2 separate regions of the Homo sapiens genome follow, and region 1 is linked to region 2. Evidence: chromatin loops called from intact Hi-C (ENCODE). Cell type or tissue: adrenal gland. All regions are shown on one strand. Links, peaks and the distances in the headings refer to the core of each region. The heading gives the core; the rest is flanking DNA.

Evidence for each region. Hi-C counts contacts between places; a loop is a spot of excess contacts. Peaks named below come from ENCODE experiments on the same cell type or tissue, not always from the same donor. Only the 100,000 strongest peaks of a DNase experiment are listed, where the experiment ranks them.
Region 1: a loop joins it to region 2, with 2.7 times the contacts of the local background. A loop is called at or near these places in 2 of 110 quality-filtered maps.

Annotation. Positions count from the first base shown.
Region 1 is chr4:53,502,015-53,509,745 of GRCh38, forward strand. It overlaps LNX1 (ligand of numb-protein X 1), which reads right to left. Exons shown (of 11, transcript NM_001126328.3): 3 at 5,972-6,213; 4 at 5,303-5,455. The region is part of intron 3 of LNX1-AS1 (LNX1 antisense RNA 1); the gene reads left to right. Among named protein-coding and RNA genes, the nearest start is that of LNX1-AS1, 5.8 kb to the left of the region's middle. In adrenal gland, for the core only: no CTCF peak of the experiment used is centred there; no DNase peak of the experiment used is centred there.
Region 2 is chr4:53,681,756-53,689,486 of GRCh38, forward strand. No RefSeq gene overlaps it. Among named protein-coding and RNA genes, the nearest start is that of LNX1-AS2, 93 kb to the left of the region's middle. RefSeq lists enhancers at 6,434-6,483, 6,514-6,723. In adrenal gland, for the core only: no CTCF peak of the experiment used is centred there; no DNase peak of the experiment used is centred there; H3K27ac peaks cover 885 bases.

The DNA of each region.
Region 1 (7,731 bases), core at 869-5,868, 180 kb before region 2:
ATAATAATCAGGACACACTATGATCTGACCTTCACCTCATCTTCTGTATTGGTCTGGAAAGAAAATGATTTGTTCAATATTATGTCCTCACTCAAGGACTAAAGGATATAATAATAATTATTAACTGAGAGTTTACTATATGCTGGCATTGAGCTAAGCTACTTGAATGCATTTTCCAACACACAGTCAGCATCCCAACATCCATCCAAGTCACATGGATTACACTGTCCCCTATGGCTGCTATGGTCATTAATTTATACTTCATTCTTCATAGTACAGGCATACCTCTGAGATATTGTGGGTTTGGTTCCAGACTGCTATAAGAAAGTGAGTCTTTTGGTTTCTCTGTGGTTATAAGAGTTATGTTTACACTGTACTCTAGTCTATCAAGTGTACAATAGCATGTTTTTTAAAATGTACATATCTCAATTTAAAAATACTTTATTGCTAAAACATGCTGTTTAACGATCATCTGAGGCTTCAGCTTGTTGTAATCTTTTTGCTGGTAGAGAGTCTTGCCTTGATGTTGATGGCTGCTGACTGATCACAGTGGTGGTTGCTGAAGGTTGGGAGTGGCTTGGCAATTTCTTAAAATAAGACAACAATGAAGTTTGCCACATGAACTGACTCTCGTGAAAGATTTTTATGCAGATTCTCTGTAGAATGCAATGCTGTTTGATAGCATTTAAACTTCAGTAGAACTTCTTTCAAAATTAGAGTCAATCCTCTACTAACCTTGCTGTTTTATCAACTATGTTTATGTAATATTCTCAATCCTTTGTTGTCGTTTCAACAATGTTCACAGCATCTTCAGCAGAAGTAGTTTCCATCTCAAGAAACCACTTTATTTGCTCATCCGTAAGAAATGCCTCTACACTCATTCAAGTTTTATTATGAGATTGCAACAATTTGGTCATATCTTTTTTTTTTTTTTTAGATGGAATCTTGCTCTGTTGCCCAGGCTGGAGTGCAGTGGTGCGATCTCGGCTCACTGCAAGCTCCGCCTCCCAGGTTCACATCATTCTCCTGCCTCAGCCTCCCGGAATTTGGTCATATCTTTAAGCTCCACTTCTAATTCTAGTTCTCTTGCTATTTCCACCACATCTATAGTTACTTTTCTCCACTGAAGTCTTGAACCCCTCAAAGTCATCCTTGAGAATTAAAATCAACTTCCTCCAAACTCCTGTTAATGTTGATATTTTGACCTCCTCCCATGAATCACTAATGTTCTTAATGGCATGTAGAAGGGTGAATCCTTTCCAGAAGGTTTTCAATTTTCCTTGCCCAGATCCATCAGAGGAATCACTATGTATGGCAGCTATAGCCTTTCGAAATTTATTTCTTAAATAATGAGACTTAAAAGTAGAAATTACTCTTTGATCCACGGGCTGCAGAATGGATATTGTGTTATCAGGCATGAAAACATCATTACTCTTGCGTCTCCATCGAAGTACTTGGGTAACTAGGATGCATTATCAATGAGTAGCAATATTTTGAAAGGAACTTTTCTTTCTGAGTAATAGGCCTCAACAGTGGGCTTAAAATATTGAGTAAACTATGCTGTAAAAAGATGTGCTGCCATCCAGTCTTTGTTGTTCCATGGAGAAAGCACAGGCAGAGTAGATTTAGCATAATTCTTAAGGGTCCTAGGATTTTTGAAATGATAAATGAGCACTGGACCCCACCTTAAAATCACCAGCTGTATTAGCCCCGAACAAGAGAGCCAGCCTGTCCTTTGAAGTTTTGAAGCCAGGCATTGACTTCTCTCTAGTTAAGAAAGTCCTAGATGGCATCTTCTCCCAATATAAGGCTGTATCATCTACATTGAAAATCTGTTGGCTGAGTGCGGTGGCTCACACCTGTAATCCTAGCACTTTGGGAGGCCGAGGCAGGCGGATGACCTGCGGTCAGGAGTTCAAGATCAGCCTGGCCAACATGGCGAAACCCTGTCTCTACTAAAAATACAAAAAATTAGCCAGGCATAGTGGTGCACGCCTGTAATCCCAGCTACTTGGGAGGCTGAGACAAGAGAATCACTTGAACCCAGGAGGCAGAGGTTGCAGTGAGCTGAGATCATGCCACTGCACTCCAACCTGGGCTACAGAGCGAGCGAGACTCCGTCTCAAAAAAAAAAGAAAATCTGCTTAGTGGAGCCACCTTCAATGATTTTAGCAAGATCTTCTGGAAAACCTGCTGCAGCTTCTACAATCAGCATTTGCTGCTTCGTTACAATCAGCATCTGCTGCTTCGCTACAATCTGCATTTGCTGCTTTGCCTTGCACTTTTATGTTATGGAGATGGCTTCTTTCCTTAAACCTCATGAACCAATCTCTGCTAGCTTCCAACTTTTCTCCTTTAGCTTCTTCACCTCTCTCAGCCTTCACAGAATCAAAGAAAGTTAGGACCTTCCTCTGGATTAGGCTTTGGTTTAAGGGAATGTTGTGGCTGTTTTGTTTTTCTATCCAGGTTACTCAAACTTTCTCCATATCAGCAATAAGGCTGTTTCGCTTTGTAAATCATGTGTTCACTGGAAGTAGCACTTTTAATTCCCTTCAAGAACTTTTCCTTTGCATTAATAACTTGGCTGTTTGGCACGAGAGGCCTAGCTTTCAGCCTACCTTAGCTTTCAATATGCCTTCCTTACCAAGGTTCATTTCTAGTTTTTGATTTAAAGTGAGAGACATGTGGCTCTTCCTTTCACTTGAATACTCAAAGGCTATTGTAGGGTTACTAATTGGCTTAATTTCAATACTGTTATGTATCAGGGAATACGGAGGCCCAAGAAGAGAGACATGGGGAAATGGCCAGTGAAGTAGTCAGAACACACAATTATTAAATTTACTGACCTATAAGGGCATGGCTCGTGGCACGCTAAAACAATTACAATAGTAACGCCAAAGATAACTGATCACATGTCACCATAACAGATATAATAATGAAAAAGTTTGAGATGCTGCAAGAATTACCAAAATGTGACACAGAGACATGAAGTGAGCACACGCTTTTGGAAAAATGGAGCAAACAGACTTGTTGGCTACAGGGTGACCACAAGCTTTCAATTTGTAAAAATAAAAATGAGGTATGCTTTTATTTTATTATATTTTAGTCTTGAATAAACCCCTTGATGCCAAGAACTACATTTTATATTCTTTATATAAAATGACAGCACCTAGGCCGGTGCCTTACATATAATAATCTGTTTTATAAATGTTTTTGTAATAAATATGCAAATAAATCTTTTTCAAGATAACTTTTTTTTTTTTTGAGATGGAGTCACCCAGGCTGGAGTGCAGTGACACAATCTCAGCTCACTGCAGCCTCTGCCTCCCAGGTTCAAGCAATTCTCCCGCCTCAGCCTCCCAAGTAGCTGGGATTACAGGTGCCCGCCACCATGCCCTGGCTAATTTTTGTATTTTTAGTAGAGATGGGGTTTCACTGTGTTGGCCAGGCTGGTCTCAAACTCCCACCCTCAGGTGATATGGCTGCCTCAGCCTCCCAAAGTGCTGGGATTACAGGAGTAAGCCACCACGTCTGGCCCAAGTAGTAGAGAACTTTACATGGAGTGGAATTGAAGAGTCTTTAATAAGAGGAAGAGACTGGTGGAAAGGAAGTTCTAATCTTTTCATTTAGCCATTGCACAGACATTTAGTGGACACTTATGTGCCAGACACTGTGCTAGGCCTTAAGAACAAAGATTCAGAAAAATAATCCCTGCACTTTGAGGTACAGTTACATGAAACATGATCATCGCTGATACAGGTGCTTCAAAAACACCTAAAAAGGGGGCTGAGGGAGTGAGGTTTCCAGGAGGAGGCAAAGTCTTACACTAAATCTGGAAGAAGGAACGTGAATGCCAGCTGAAAGGAGAGTGGGAGCGCAGGCTGGATAATGGAAGGGAGGTGAAAGAAAGATATACAGCATTTATAGGACTGTAATAAGCTGAGAGCTGTTAGAGCATGCAGCATGTACGTGCAGGGTGAGAGGCAATCATGAATAAGTATACAAGAAAAGGTCTGATAAGGCTGCTCATGAATTTTGAGGGCATAATACATACAGTGGTTTGGGTTCTGCCTCCCAACTCCCAAGAGTAGAGGGCAGTATAACCCAGGAGCTAAGAGAGTAGGCTCTGGAACCAGAGGACCTGATTTAAAATCTTGGTTCTGCCATTTTTTAGCTGGGTGACTGGGCTAGTTACCTAATCCCTCTGGGTCTCCGTTTTCTCATCTGTAAAATGGGAATGATAGTCCTATCCCCTTAACATTATTGTCACATCTAAATGACTTAAAACACTATGTGCATGCAGAAAGAGCTCAATTTTTTAAAAAAGCTGTTACTACTACTCTAAAGTTCTAACATAAAATGCAAAGACAGTAGGACAGTATTTCCTCAGCTCCACTTATATTGGGGAAAACATATGGGATCTAAGACTCAATAGCTTCCTTTGCATGAATTCTACAGCCATGTTACCTGGATTCAAAGTTTAGCAAGGTAATTTGAGCAACCTAAGTAACCTCTCTGTGCCACAGTTTCCTCATCTGTAAAACAGGAATAGGAGTGGCGCCAGGTGCGGTGGCTCATGCCTGTAATCCCAGCACTTTGAGAGGCCGAGGTGGGTGGATCACCTGAGTTCAGGAGTTCGAGACTAGCATGACCAACATGGAGAAACCCCGTCTCTACTAAAAAATACAAAAAATAGCTGGTTGTGGTTGTGGGTGCCTGTAATCCCACCTACTTGGGAGGCTGAGACAGGAGAATTGCTTGAACCCAGGAGGCAGAGGTTGCAGTGAGCCGAGATCATGCCGCCGTTGCACTCCAGCCTGGGCGACAAGCAAAACTCTGTCTAAAAAAAAAAAAAAAAAAAGAGGAATAATAGTAGCTACCTCATAGGGTTGTTGTGAGGCTTAAATGAGGAAATGCATGTAAAACACTCAGCACCACACCTCAAATGTAGTTGAAAGAGTAAGGAGAGCGAATATATATATTGCATTTATTATATGTGCCAGTCATTGTTTTAAATGTTTTTCACTCATTAATTATAATTATTCTTCCTCATATGCATAATGGTACTAGCGCCTGAAGGTGAGGGTTTCAACACTTTTTTCTTCAATCTATGTAAAAAGATGATAATACTTTCTGCCTTTAGCTACATACGTGAGAAGTAGGCTAATCAAAGTAAAAAATATTGTATACCCTTGGGAAGAGAGGGGTCACAGAAGGTGGAAGGTGATCAGATTGCGTCATCCCTGAAGTCCCCCTGGAAGCCCAGCCCATGTCCATCCAGCCTTATGGGGAGTTCATTTACCTTCAGGGGCAGTGGTGTTTTCAGAATTTTCCCTGCCCTGGTCGGCATGGTTGGCAACTGCACTCCCGCTCTTTGTCCTTCGAAGAACACTCAAAGCTCGATTTATTTTTTTAAATGATCTGCTTCTAATAGTGGATCTCTCAAAGGGCCGTGCTGAGGAATAGCGACAGGAGGAACAGTAGTTATGATTTAATAGAAATAATCATTTATGTACATATCTGATAAGATATACACAATAAGACATTAACAGTGACTACCTCTGGGTGGTAGGATTGTAGAATTTGCTTACCTGTATTTTTTAAGTTTTCTACAGTGAAATATGTACGACGTGCTTAAAATCCTGCTTTTCTTTTTTGTTTCTGGGCTGAACTGAATACAATACCACTTTTCTTGAGCAGCATGGCTGAAAAATTACTGACACTGCAGGAGTGATGAATCATTAGGTCTAGTTTCAGCCCCTTTCACCAAGTCAGATTACACACAGTTTTAATGATTGGAGGTACTTGCGGTTTCATTTCACTTTGGCGAATTGGACATTGGGTTCCTGCCAAAACTACCAGAACGATTTCCCCTTAAAAAACATTTACAGAACTTTCCACAGTAAGTATTCCACAGAGGGCAATCGCAAGCCAAGGAGCCCATTCCCGGACAACCACCCATTTGACTCACCCCTAGTTCGGTTGCTCCGGCCAGAGTCCACTGGGCTGATTGCTGGCTGCCCGTCCTCTGCCGAGGACACGTAGGCAGGGTTGTCTAGGCCAGGCTCGTCTGTCATTAAGGAGATGGTGGCAGCTGCAGAAACCTCTGGGGAGGGAGCCGTGGCTGTGAGGCTCGCACAGCCGTCTGGACAGCCATCTTGTGAGCGCCTCTTCCTATCTTTGGTCAGGCCGTAGTGGGAGGCACCTTTACAGCTGTAACAGAACCAGCGGGGAGGTGAAGAAGAGCTTTGGCTCTGCTGCCATTCCTCAGTCAGCCCTCTTCAAATACAATTGAAGAATGTATAATAGGCTTGTTGAACTTGGAATTTGATTTGCCTGCCGCTATATCCTCTCTTCCCTTTTCACACATCGGTACTCAATATACATTTGCCAACCAAGTGAATTCATAATTTGAGATTTTTTAAAGACGCCCACTGCATTCTCTTAAAGCAATCTCTACATTGGCTGCTGGAATGCAAATTTATTCAGGTCACCATGGTGTCTACATGAGTAGGGTTTGAGGCTGGCAATGTTCAACTATTTGGTAATTCCTGCTTGCTGGTGTTTATTTTGACCATGAAAGCCCTTAGTCACACCCTCACTCTTCTTTTGGATTTTGTTCCCAGAGCACTGAACGTAAATATAAAGCTCCTCCCAGATTCCATATTTAACTGTTCATGCAAACAGAATCACCCTCACCACAAAGCCACAGGAGTGAGTTCAGCATTGCTATCCTCTAGTGGCAGCTTGGTGGCTTCCATTCTCTTTCTCTGGGCTGGTCTGGGAGGGCCTCCCTGGTGTTGGGGGCTCCCATGATCTGAGAAGTGTCATTCATTGCCATGTTGTCTACCATTAAGAGAGTAAAACAGCTTTTGTGGTTTTTAGCAAAAACATATTTGTCTCTACCCATTCACTATCCATGCTATAAAAAAAAATCCAGAAAACTCCACAAAAACCAAACTTTGTGAGAAAAGCAAGTTATTGGTGCAATAGAAAGAAGTTGAAAAAGAACATTCTCGAGGCTCAGAAGACCAAGGTTGGAGCTGATCTAGGTCCATATTTTGCCATGAACATGAACACTGCCACTCGGCAAGTCATTGCAGCGCACAGGCTAGGTTTTGGTCAGGAAATGGTGATTTAACTATCTCACTCTACTGTGGGGAGGGTAGCTACAGGTAACCACTCCAGTTTCCACAGTTGTGAAGGCAGAAATCATATCACGAGCCCCTTTAGGAAGTGTCCATTTGCATATAATGGATGTGTTAATTATAAATTCTTATCAATTCATTACTCAAAACCCTATATGATTGAGCTATTTTAAATAGCCCTTTGAGATCCTACTTCAGGGATGCTTCATGTTTTTGAAAGTAGATGAAATCAAAGGTCAGTCTACCGTGATATGCACACATGATTTTTACTGCCCATAGAATCATAGAAATGGCAAGATGGAAGGTCCTATTGTCTAGATCTAAATCCTTGCTCTGAAATTTACATAGCTGGGTGATCTAGGGAAATTTTATTTACCTGGCTAAACTTCCAAATTTGCATATACTTTCTGGATTGCTGTGAGGTTTGATCGACATTAAGTCTTATCAGGGGTTTAGTACTTTTTGCCAAAAGTACTAGAATGCAAATTCATTAAAGTCGTCATGGTATCTACATGACTACAAGCAGTTCTCATGAGATTGTCGCTATTTCCATATTTTGTACATCCTAAGATGCTCTTTTCAT
Region 2 (7,731 bases), core at 973-5,972:
CAATTTTTCTAGTCCAGCCTCAGTCTTAGGTAGAAACAGTGCACCTTGGCTTCTTCCTCTCCCTTTACTGCCCATGGCCCCAAACTCTGTCTCCTATTGGTGTGTACCCTTAGGTAGGAGAGATTTTTCCTATACCCTCCCCAGAAGCAGCAGAACTCTGCCTTGTTTTGGTACAAGATCCTGGGGCCAAGAGGTTTTCTTGCTCCTTCTCTAGGGGCAGATTGTTTTTGTTTCTATTCCTCCCCTAGAAGCAGTAGATCTTTGCCTGGTTGCCAGGGCCAGGAAGGAGGCATTTATATACCCCTTACCCAGAGGCAGATGGGTTTTCCTTATACCCCTCCCCAGGAGCTCTTCGGAGAAGTTTTTGCTGCATTTTCCCCAGTGGTATAAGACTTTAGCTTTGCATGACAGAAAGGTTAGGGGAAATATATAGTGCTTGCTACCTCTTCTCCAATGGCACTTGATCCCTTCCTACAAACCTGGGCCACTGAGAGGTACTGTCTCTGGTCTCCTACCCTGCCTTCAGTCTCCATGAGCCCCTGTTAGAGGCCCATGAAGAGCTTGAGAGAGAGAGAGCTTCCCTTGTGTCTACAGCTCCTCATATACAAGCCCACACTAAGTCTTTAGGAATTTGTTAACATTTTGGCTTTCTTCTTACTCACTTCTATGGCAGCCACCTTTTCTCCCTATGCATTGCCAAAAAAATGAAACAGTCTGTGTATCTCATTTCTCCTAGGAGAGTCTTGTCGATTTTTGGCATTCAATTTCTTTGGTTGTCTTGAGACCTCAGCTCTCTGAGGGGCTTAAGAAAAGTTATGATTTTATAGATTATCCAGATTTTTCTCACTGTTAGTAGGAGAGCAATGTACTCTTGCGGTTTTCTATACTCTAGGTAGAGCCAGAACTTTGAGAAACCTTAGCTGTTTTAAATATAAAATTTGTCCAAAATCTGCCCACTTCTCACCATTTTTACCACCCGCATCCTGATCTCACCCAGCATCATCTCTCACTTGCTTTATTACAAAATCTTTCCAACCAGAGTCCCTGCTTTTCTTCATGCTTTGAATGCAGTCTTTTCTCAACACAGTGGCCAGAGTGATGCTTTTAAAACATAAATCAGATCATGACATGTTTTTTTTTTCTCCAAAACCTTCCAAGGATACCCCACCTAAAATAAAAACCGAAGTCCTTTAAGGAGGATAGAGGGTGTAAGGCACAGCCCTCTCCCTCACTCCCTGTGTCCCAGTCACGTGGCTGCTTGCTGTGCCTTGCACACATCAGGCACATTCTAGCCTTAAGTGTTTGCAATGGCAGTTCCCCTCCCTGGAACTCCCTCTCCCCAGGTACCTGCACCATTGCTCTCCTCTCACCCCCTTCACATCTATTCTGAAAAGACTCCCCTGGCAATGCTATTTAAATTGCTGCCCACCCACTCCCCACACCTCCAGTCTTGCTTATTCTGATCTACTTGTTCTTTTTCTGCATCACATTTATCATCTTCTAACATATTATGTAATTTACTTATTTTAGTCATTTTTGCTTATTTTCTATCTCCCTCTGCTAAACTGTCAACTCCAAAAGTAGAGGAATTATTATCTGTTTTGTTTTATGATGCATTTTAAGTATCTAGAACCACACCTGGAACATAGCAGGTGCTCTCCTAAATATTTGTGGAATCAATGAATAAATGTTCATGGTGGTATTATTTGTGGACTGGGTTGCTGAAGGCAATCTGTCTCCATAATTGGGACAGTGGTGGGTAAGTGTTGAGGTTGTATATCATGAAATATATAACATAATACAATATGTAAAAGTTAAAATGCATATGCACAAAAATTATTCATTTTGCAAACACACATACATGCAAAAATATATATTAAACATGTTAGGATGGATGGTGGTAGGGAAGGACAATGTGAGTGTGGAAGGGAGATAGGAGGAAACACATAAGGAAGAAAGAAAAGTGGAAGGAAGGGAAAGAATGGAATAGACTTCCCAAAGACAAATTAAAATAATGCATCGTGAAACGAGGAATGGGAATTAATTCAATACAAGGCATGTGAGGTTAAAAAAATGCATTTCAGAACTTTTATTAACTCAAATTACTCTTCCCCTCTGTGAATCAGAACAGAAGTTTACTGTGATTTAACTTCTCAGGTGGGGAATTTGTGGTTCAGGTTGAGTGATGTAGGAGCTAAGACTCAGAAGACCTAAGACTGCACCTCATGAAGGGGCACTGTGATGCCCCTTGTCTGCAAGTGATTTATAGCATTGCTACTATGGCTGAGTCAGCCAGCTCTACAATTTATTTCTTGAAGCTCTTTAACTTGTCCCAAGATTGATAGGTTTTCCGTCTCTAACCTAAGCTGTTTCTTTCCCTCCCTCTTATATCGTCTACCAATAAAATGTTTTCAAGCCAAGGGCAAAATTATCATGTAACTTTCTTTTTGCTGTTTGAAATCAATTATGGGCTTTTTGGGAGTTTATGAAGTTACCTACATACATAAAGCAATAAACAAGCTGAATCAAACAAATCCCAAGTAAAGAGGCTGGTCATTAAGAGACACTGAATGGAAGGGGCTCAGTCCCATGTGGTTCATATATTCTGAAGCTTTCCTGGAATAGAGCTTCACATTTCTCTGAACAGGAGACATGCAAGTATTTATTATGAAACTCTCTTATTCTGATCTGCATGGGACATTTTGTTCCTAATAACATGAAGCTGGTCCTTATCTCAACCAATTCTTTACATGCTTGTGTTTTACTTTATTTTATTTATACCCCAAACACTAAAAGAAATTATTTTACTGCCTTTCATAAAGAGATACATCAGGGAAGTGGGGTGTGAGAAGGAAGCTCTGCTGTTTAGGAAATGAGAGCCCGGCCGGGGACTGGGTCCCTCTAGCCTCAGTGTGAGCTCATTCAAAGCACGTCTGAGAGTTAAGAGATGGGGCTGTGCCCTTAAACAGAAACGATCACAAAGATCCATGATGAGTTCTTCCAGCAGATGGGGAAACTGAGGTTAGGATTGAATGGAAGGATTTTGAGGGTGAAGCTAGCAAAAGGAAATGTACTTACTCAGAAAGGGAATGGGTTGTGAGTCTCCTGCATTTCTTCTCCCTCCCTAGGTGCTGACAAAGCAAGTCTTCCCAAGGTTTCCAGGATAAATGGCCCAGAAACATATGGAATATATTTTCCCAGAAACTCAAATGTCTTTCAAGCTGAAGTGGAAAACTGCTCTGAAAATACACACCAGAGGTTACCTTTGGGCCCCAATTCATCCAAACACATTTTAAAATATTTTGCTGATTTTTAAAAACTAAGCAAATTTATAGACTTGAATATGTCCTTCGCACAAAGAATAAATAACAGTCACTGGTAGGTTTTTAACCCTTTATGTGAATTTCCCTTATTGTAGCAGGCCGGGCCAAGGCCCCAGGTACCCATGGTCTGGGGAGAGTTTCTAGGAATTGTGGGTTATTGCTGGCAGCTGCTTCTATCTGCTCTCGTGACCTTTCTTCCCTCCCTCTTCTCCAGCAAGGGTGCCATCAGCACAGCTTGCCACAGAGGGAGTGTGCCTCAAGAGAGGAGGTGACGGGAGAAGTCATTCATTCATGCAAAACCATACGTTCATTCATTCATTCCTTCATCCAGCAAATATTTCTCAAACACTTAATATGTGCCAGGCACTTAAGGTGCTGGTCATTTCGTCTTCTGTTGAGCTGGGCTGCATTCGATTGCTAGGACTACTGTAACAAGCTGGTGGCTTACATAACAGAAGTGTATTGTCTCACAGTTCTTGAGGCTACAAGCCCAAGATCAAGGTGTTGGCAGGGTCACTTCCTTCTGAGGGATGTCAAAGAGAGAATCTGTTCCATGACTCTCCTCTAGCCTCTGGTGCTTTGCTGGCAATTTTTGGCATTCGTTGGCTTACAGAAACATTACTTTGATCTCTGCCTTCATCTTCACATGATGTTCTTCCTGTGTGTGTGTGTTTGTTTCCAAATTTTCTTTTTTTATAAAGACATCAGTCACATTGTAATTAAGGTCTACCTTAATGGTTTCATTGTAACCTGATTAACCCTATAAAGGTTCTTTCTCTAACTGAGGTCACATTCTGGGGTATTGGGGGTAGGATTTCAACATATGAATTCAGGAGGCACATAATCCATGATATGGACTAAGCAATATCAGACTGGCTGATCTTGTCCTGTGTATCCAACCCTTTGAGCTATAAGAGAATAGCCTCTCTGCACAACCATCTTCTCTGGAACTTGGGAGCCAAGAGTCCCCAGAAATGCCCCCAAGAAGTAGAAGTTATATCTAGGAGGCATACTTGGACCTCGGGATCTCTTTAGTGGCTTCGCCAAAAGACCACGGTAAAAAACCTACTCCCAATTTGATTAAGAAGATTAGCAAGTTGCCTGGAGTCCCCATTCCTCTTCTAAGACAGGAGAGAGAAGCAGGTACCCTAAGCAGCAGTGTGGCTTCAAATGCCCTGGGCTACTAGCTTTTTTTTTGGCATTAAGTAAAATGTGATTTGCATATAATTCTTTTCTCTAACCAACAAATCATTATAATTTGCTCTGGGAGAGCCAAGGTGAGTTTAACAAAATTAATATGTTGTCTACTGGAAAGAAAAATATTCTAAAATGTGATTTTCAGGTCTCTTTAGGCAGTGTTAAACATTTGTATCATACTCAGATTCAGGGGATCAGAAAATTTTAGAGCTGAAGGTGTCTTTAGAAATCAACTCATCGAGTTTTTACACTGAACTCAGAAAGCAGTTAGCCTGGAGAGAAGGCTTATTCAAGGTAACAGTCAAGGCAGAACTTGCTATGTGCCCAAGATGCTGAGCACTCTCTGAAGATCTTCCTGTTTTCAGGAATGGCTGCTAAGTGGTGAGATGAGATGTGAATGCAGGGACTGCAGCTCTGGAGCCTGACTCTTAACCACTATGCAGTAGTCATTAGGGAAGCACTGGGTTTTTGCAGCCAGACCTCCTGACCCCGCTCCAGTGTTTTTCCACAATCCCACCCAGCTTTCTATCTTGCCTTACTCCAGCCCACTGTGCATACAACTGCTAGGACAATCTCTGTAAAGTACAACCCTCATCATAATATTTTCTGCTTACAAACCTGCAATCACTTTCTCTTGCTGACTGAGGTTAGTACAAATTCCTCACTTTGTATTGAATGTCTGTGACAAAAATTTCTAGTCTTGTTTCTTAGAGTTTCCTTGCACTCCTAAACTCTTAAACCAAACTTGGCTGCAAACACTTCTCTAAAAGGAGCCTGTTTCTTCTGCCTTTTCCCAAGCTGTTTCCTAGACCTGGAGAGCCCTCCTTCCCTTTCCTTTAGAATAGTCTAAAAGTCCCTTTATTTTTCTTTTTTCTTGTTCTTCTAATAGATATAATTTAATGTGCCAGAGGCTGCTGATTGCCTGTCAATATCTATTTTCCCTTTCACCTTTTAGAAATAGAATCTTTGAGTTTTGCTAGTCATATAGCTCCTTGGAATGAAGGCGTTTCCCAGCTTCCATCATAACTCAGTGTCCAAGGAGCTGTGACCAGAAGCAAGGTGTACAACAACTGCGTCACACCTAAGAGAAGGAAGTACGTCTTCCCTCTCCTTCTCCCTCTTTCCACTAGATGAAATACAGACCAAGGTGGTGTGTTGGGGAGCTATACAGTCTTTAGCCATGCAGATAAAGGCAACAACATGAGACAGCAGAGCCGAGAGTTAGATGGAACCTGGGCCCCAACAAAATGGACCTGTCATATAAGCCCTGGACTCCCTGTGCTCAGACCATTAAGTATGAGGAAAAAATATTTCTATCTTGTTTAATTCTCTGGTTTTGGTATTTCTTGGCTGTCTTTGTTACAGTAGCCAATCTGTATCCTTAGAAATACATTCTTATGATGAGTTCATGTCCTTTGCAGGAGCATGGATGAAGCTAGAAGCCATCATTCTCAGCAAACTAACACAGGAACAGAAAACCAAACACCGCATGTTCTCACTCATAAGTGGGAGTTGAACAATGAGAACACTTGGACACAGGGAGGGGAACATCACACACCAGGGCCTGTCAGGGGTTGGGGGGCAAGGGAGGGAGAACATTAGTACAAGTACCTAATGCATGCGGGGCTGAAGACCTAGATCATGAGTTGATAGGTGCAGCAAACCACCATGGCACATGTATACCTATGTAGCAAACATGCACATTCTGCACATGTATCCCAGAACTTGAAGAACTTAAAGTAAAAAAAGAAAAGAAAAGAAATATAGTCTCACTTCTTTGATCATCTACACCCCTCTGAGTTTTTCCTAAAGGATTTCTTAAATTTACCATGTAGCAGAGTAAACATGGAATTTGAAGCTAGATAGCCCTGGCTTTGAATCCCAGCTCCACCACTTCTCAGCTGGGTGGCTCCAGCCTACTTGCTTAGTCTCTCTGAGCTTCAGTTTCTTTACCTGCAAGCACTGAAGACAACAGTCCATGGAGTAACTTTCCACTATTCTGAGCTGCCTCTCTAGGGTGATTTTCATCTGGCTGTGTGGACCTCATGAGTCACTCTTCTCCACTATAGGAAAATACCAACCACAGAAACCAAAATGTTCACATCTGCTACTCAGGCACCCTCTCCCACGAAGCAAGCTGGAAATGCTGACACATTCTGCAGCTCTCCCTTGGCTGTAATCTGGGCAGACCATCACCCCTCTGTTTGTAGATGCAAGGCTATGATTCACCCTTCCTCAATCCAATTCCTTACATAAAGAGATTATTATAATTCCAAATTCCCAGCTTATTCTTCATACACTCATAGATGCTTAGAGTTACAAGGCACTTGAGGGTCTTGTGGTCCAATCTTCCCTCTGAAATCAGTGCGGCCCTGGTGAGGACTTCCTCCACAGCCTGTCTCACCAACAGGCATCTTGCCTCTGCTGAATGTGCCTACTTGTCACATGGCAGCCTGTTCTATTTTTTGACAGCAAAATCATTATAAGTTTCTTCCTGATACCTTTATTTAGTCCCATTTCTGGAAGGCTCATTACTTAAAAATGTTAACCCAGGATGGAATAATTCAGAGACTGTGCTCTACAGAGCTAATCTAATTTCTTGTATACATCTTTATTGATGTCAATTTTGGGAGACTTATCTTCATCATCTTCTTCATCTTCTACTATCTCACACATGGCTAGTGGTTTTCAAATGTTTCTAATCAAGCATCTCTATCAGTAAATACTTTTTGAGCATGTCTCTCCAAACATATCCATACTTATTTATATAATAATATATGTATTACTGTGTTAGCATTTTAGAAAATGAATGAGACACATATAAAAATAGATATTAAAGATGATAAGAAAAATGTAAATGTGAGTTCAAATAGTTCCTGCTCGCATTTCAAGGGATCATCTTGCACATCCCCTGGGCTGCAGATCTCTCTCTTTGGAAATGACTGAGCTATTCATGATGCCCCTCCTCACCAGCATACAAGCCCTATATGAGGACAGAGATTCTGTCTTATGTTCTCTGTTGTGCCCGGTGCTTAGAACAATGTCTGGCTTAGAACAGTATCTGGTGCACAGGACACATTCTGTAACTTTTTTTTAATCAATCAGTGATTCCCAGATCTTTATTTATAGCACAGATTCTTCATTTCCAACTGTCTACAAGACAGCTTCACCTGGATCTCCTCAGGTATTTCAAACCCAACACACACCCAGC